2 separate regions of the Homo sapiens genome follow, and region 2 is linked to region 1. Evidence: chromatin contacts called from ENCODE Hi-C or POLR2A ChIA-PET data. All regions are on one chromosome and are shown on one strand. Each heading gives the region's core, a stretch centred on a gene start or an enhancer-like site at or near the end of the contact. The rest is flanking DNA. Distances are from core to core; before and after follow the strand shown. Region 1 holds the start of CPB2 (carboxypeptidase B2). Region 2 overlaps LCP1 (lymphocyte cytosolic protein 1).

Region 1 (2,700 bases), core at 182-2,681:
TTATGCATTTAAAGAGATAACATTTCTAAGTGACTAGTTCAGTGCCTGGCACAAACACAGGCACTAAATAAGCAGAGGTTTCCTCCCTTTCCCCTAACTGTCAATGGTACTGCCACTGTGTACAGTAGCCAAGTTGGACATGTTGATACCAATTTTTCTCTTCTCCCCCTTTCCCTTAACTGAAGCCAATTATCAAGTTATGGAATATTAGAACTAGCAAGAACCTTAGAAATCCTGACCATATGATTCACCGATAAAATACAGAGAAAGACATAAGTCACTGATCATTGCAGCAATCTTGACCCCCACGTCAATTAAATAACAAAAATAATATCATTTTATGATAGAATTTGTTGCTCGACATTCGACAATCATGTTGAACAAAAGAAGATCAATCAACTATAATCAGTTCAGTGATCATGTACAAACACAGCTTCAGGCTCACAAGTCAAGATCTATTTTCCAAACCATTGTCCTATGGTTATTTATGACCGTGAACATTTTTTTGGTGGTAGAATGTTCCTTGTCACTGGTATATTCCTTTGCCCTATGTCTCTTCTTTCTTTGTCATTTACTAACATGAGGAGAGGGATCTGTCTCAAAGATAATTGGAGGAGAAAGCGATCATAGAACCAAAACAAAGGGGAAAAAATAAGATAATTCCAAAGGAAACAATATCAATGTTTTAAAGCCTAAAAATTGACTACTTAATAAATTACATTACATATACCCTGGAACTATTTTCTCCATGCATTGCATGTGCTATAGCATGAATTCATTTGTGTTCTTCTAGATAGTTTATCCTAAGGGAATCTACTAAGCAAAATAAGAATCAGATAATAGTTCTTTATCACACAACTCTTCTTCCTTTCATATTCCATGCTAAATAATCATGCATGATCCAAACCTCCTATTTAACACTTCACCCTCTTCTTCCTCCTATGTTCCATGTACAAGGGGAAAATAAATGATCCATAGTTAACTTTTTTTATGTGAAGACAGGAAGAATATGAATCATACATCAAGTTAGAGTATAAATAGTTACGTTTATAAAAGATTTAATTTCTTGAATCTCCATAGTCACTGGATATGCGTATCATCCAAGGTTCTCCCAATAATAAAACCAGAGCCAGGAAAGAAAAAAGACCCTGTCTTTAGTGATAGCCCATTGTGCTAAAGTCTACTTATTTGTCAGGGCAACTTGGAAAGTTCTGAAAGACCTGGCCTTCAAAGTTTACCATTTTGTCCACCAGCTCAGTGCACTGACTTGACACGACATGAGGCAAACAAGTGAGGAGAGTGGCCCACCACAGTCTAAGATTCTATTGGGTTACCTCTGAAACGCGAAGACATGCTGCTCACAGAAGAGAACAATGGGTACAAGGACTGCAAGGCTGCAAAGCTTCATCCCAACAGCAATTTTCTGTACAACAAATTTCTCTGAAGAGAAAAACCCAGATCATTGATTGCATAACAGCCTTCTTTACACACTGGTTAAAATATAACGGCATGTTCCCTCTTGTTCCTGTGGGTCAATCAACTTAGCTTCCATTTCCACTCCCAAAAAGAGAAATATTATTGGCTTAGTTAGGCTGTTGCTTGATAATTAAACACTCAAAAAGAGTATGATGAGAGTTGCTCTTAATTTAGACTATCTAGAAAATGTGTAACTCCTTGGGGAAGGTAGGGCCAAGAATAAAAGGGTAGTAATACAGTAGGATCTTGTCTGGTTTATTGCAGAACAATAGCTATAGAATATTGACTAATGGATATATAGCCCATGTTGAGGGAGATCTACCGTGAAGTACTATAAATGTCTTCCCTTGCCTCTGACTTTTTCAACATTTTAAATTTATGAAGATGTAAAAAGTGAGTTCCTCAAATCTGGCTAATCCAATCCAATGTTGAAGTGCAGTTTGTAAGGATGATTACAGGATCTCTGTTCAAAAAGATGTTTCCTTGACCATATGGAATGATAGGCCCACCCCCAATAGGAATACTATTTCATGGAAGCTGGTTCAAGCAGTAAAGACATCAGGTTACTTTGAATCTCATTTATTTAAAGGTCACCATAATAGCCATCAATTAAATCCAGGCCCATCCCCTATCATCTTGAAAGTAGCATCAAATAACATTTTGTCTAGTATGAGGCCATATCCTACCCTCTGTAAGTGAGTGGAGCCCTCTTCCCCTACATTCCCATTGGTTAATGCACTTGAATGTTCTTGAAGTCAGAATTGGCAAATTTGCAAAATAAATCAGCCTGCCCACAATTAACTTCTGAGAAGAAAATGATTTTTTTTCTTTTTTCTTTTCTTTTTTTTTTTTTTTTTTTGAGACAGAGTCTCACTCTGTAGCCCAAGCTGGAGTGCAGAGGCGTGATCTTGGCTCACTGCAACCTTCACCTCTGGGGCTCAAGCAATTCTCCTGCCTCAGCCTCCCAAGTAGCTGGGACTAGAGGTGTGCCCCACCACACCCAGTTAATTTTTTTTGTATTTTTAGTAGAGACAGGGTTGCACCATGTTGCACTGGATGGTCTCAAACTCCTGAGCTCAGGAGATCCACCTGCCTCTGCCTTCCAAAGTGCTGGGAATACAGGCGTGAGCCATCGTGCCTGGCCAGAAGAAAATGATTGAGATTTCAAACTTTTCCTTTTGAGATTTAAAACTATTGAATGATATTTAATGAATTAAAGTGACC
Region 2 (2,700 bases), core at 24-2,523, 38 kb after region 1:
TAAATTAGAATGAAACAACAATCTAAACTGTTTATGAACCTAATAACAGAGTTTCACGATACTTGAAACAAAAACTGATAGGACTGAAAAAAAAAAAGCAGAAAGGTAAAAAGTGTTTCTCTGGTTATGAAGCTTAGCTTAAAACATACTTTTACTGAATTAACTCATACTGCTAAAAATTTGCTAATATTTGTCTAAGTAAATAATGTATTCAAGAAAAAGCCACTTCCATAAGCTATACTACCTTCTCATTAGCTGCCAAATCAAGGCCAGTGTGAGAGTGCGGTTTCCTTCATTGAGATCTTGTCCACCGATGCCAACCAGGGAGAACTTCGCTTGATTCTTCCCCAATTCTACCGCGTAGTTACAATTCTCAAGCTGAATGAGCAGAAAGGAAAACGATTTAACGTCATCATCTTGATTATGATAAATACCAGATAAATAATAAAAATAAAGATAAAAAATGAAATAAATATGGTAAGACCGAATGACCTCTCAAGTCTCAACTGGTTCTGCAATTCTAGGATTCAAAATTAAAGAATTTTCCATCTGTCCTTAGAACCCCTCACTTTCATAAAAAATATTCATAATGTGGAAAACTGAAATGAATTCATTACTATGAATATGTTCACAGCTATATCACACTGCAGAAATGGAGAGCCATCCTTAATTACCTACATGTAATATTTCTAAAAAAGGTGAATTCATGGAGATTGACATGGAAAATTTGGAGTCTCCATCCTCTGCACACATAGCAAATGGACATGTGAACAGATATTCCTGTAGCTACGCATGGATCATTAACAGTCACGGCAATAAGAAATGCTGAGAAATGGCTGTGTCAACCCTGTTGTTTCAAAACAATGTTCCCACTGTGTTGACAGTCGACAAACTGTTTGAACAAGTCAAGCTGTCAGTACAAGCTCCAATTCTTTAGAAATTAGAATAAAGATCCTGCTGAGGGAAAAATCCCTGTGGCTCTCTGCTTGCTCTAATTATCTTAATTAGAATTTTTGCATGATAATGTTTGAAGACATCCAACATGGAATTATAAATAAGCAATTGACTGAAATAATGGACACACTTTAATAAAGCTGTTCAGGTTTCTGATTGCTGTACTAGAATTTAATTTCTGGAAAAACATTACTTGTCTACGTTTGGCTGCCTTATAAAGTATTTAGAGTGCTCTTGCAGGCTATGACTTTGCCTGTCTCCTGGAACAACAGAACCATCATTGTTTACCTTCTTCATATTGCCTCCCAGTTTGGGGTATGGCGGTTTGTTTACTCTGTTCCAGTCAACAGGAACTTTGATCTTTTCATAGAGCTGGAAGATGACCAGGGCATCTGATAAGTCACTGAACAAAACAAACACAAAAGGATTCTCAGATATCCAACATTTATTCAGGGCCTACAATGGGCCAGACACTTTCTTACATATTAGTTCAAAGAATATTCACAACAACCCTGCACACTTGGTAGTCGTAGCTCCATCTATAGAGGTGAAGAAACCATGACTCAGAGAGATTGGGGGACTCACTCTTCCCAGGTGTGACTAGCTATGCCCTTCCATCCAACATATGCTGCCTCAGGAAAAGAAAGAGCACTATGGTGACGAAATAATCTGTACACCAAACCCCTGCAACATGCAATTAACCTATATAACAAACCTGCACATGTCCCCTGTACCTAAAGGTTTACAATTTGTAAAACTAAATAAATGTAAAAGAAATATTTAGAACGGGCGCAGTGGCTCACGCCTGTAATCCCAGCACTTTGGGAGACCAAGGCGGGTGGATCATGAGGTCAAGAGATCAAGACCATCCTGGCCAACAAGGTGGAACCCCGTCTCTACTAAAAATACAAAAAATTAGCCAGGCATGGTGGCAGGTGCCTGAAGTCCAAACTACTTGGGAGGCTGAGGCAGGAGAATGGCGTGAACCCGGGAGGCAGAGCTTGCAGTGAGCCGAGATTGCGCCACCGCACTCCAGCCTGGGCGACAGAGCGAGACTCCATCTCAAAAAAAAAGAAATATTGAAAAAAAAAAGAAGAAAATTGCTTTAACAAGTGGCATAGGAGACACTTCACCACAAACTTAACATCTGTTGTTTTGCCTGCTTGTGAGCGGGTTATATGTAAGATCACTTATGACATATAGTAAATGTTTCATTTTGTTGAGGTATGATTTATATATTGAGCACACAGTGAGACTGATGTATGCAGGTGAGTTTTTCAACTGAATATCCAACATCTGAAGCTCAACTTGGCACTTTTTCCCCTTCCAGCAAGGTATGCACATTTTGTGAAGAGAATGCACATCATAGTGGTATTTGGAATCCTATGGCTCTTTTGAGGTCTCTATCTTACATTAGAATGAGTTCCCAAATATTCCTACCTGTACAAATGATTGACTCGAGGGTTAACACCCAGGGAGTTCATCCAGTTCCTAAATGTCCGCTCTTCTCTCGTCTCACCTAGATGAATGAAGATGGGTTATCTTTTGGGACCGAAGAAAACATAGCTTTTTTATGACCAAAGTTTAACTAAAGAGGATGCAATAAAAACTGAAAGTAGAATGAAAGAAAGAAATAAAATAAACTGTATTGGATTTGGACGAGGGTTCTTATACTGTGTTAATTTTTCTTTTCCATTTCAATTCCGCATGTATTTCTATAGTATCTATTAATAGTGTGTGGAATCC

Evidence for each region. Hi-C counts contacts between places; a loop is a spot of excess contacts on that map. ChIA-PET counts read pairs that join two places held with the same protein, here RNA polymerase II (POLR2A). Pooled maps may share reads with other maps.
Region 2: a loop to region 1 is called in a map of HepG2, with 2.8 times the contacts of the local background. The contact joins the enhancer-like site here to the promoter of CPB2 in region 1. A Hi-C loop is called at or near these places in 2 of 168 maps with a recorded cell type or tissue (HepG2 and endothelial cell of hepatic sinusoid), 1 of 37 single-sample maps with no recorded cell type and 2 of 50 pooled maps. POLR2A ChIA-PET finds 5 or more read pairs at or near these places in 5 of 52 experiments (HepG2, T-cell, activated CD4-positive, alpha-beta T cell and 2 more).

Annotation. Positions count from the first base shown.
Region 1 is chr13:46,103,602-46,106,301 of GRCh38, forward strand. CPB2 (carboxypeptidase B2) reads right to left here and starts at 1,432. Exons shown (of 11, transcript NM_001872.5): 1 at 1,335-1,432. The coding sequence starts at 1,408.
Region 2 is chr13:46,142,048-46,144,747 of GRCh38, forward strand. LCP1 (lymphocyte cytosolic protein 1) reads right to left here. Exons shown (of 16, transcript NM_002298.5): 11 at 2,395-2,473; 12 at 1,243-1,357; 13 at 245-378. Among named protein-coding and RNA genes, the nearest start is that of CPB2, 38 kb to the left of the region's middle. Within about 2 kb of position 1,274, at least 3 of the 41 ENCODE cell types and tissues checked have a DNase peak (open chromatin) inside an H3K27ac peak, as active enhancers do.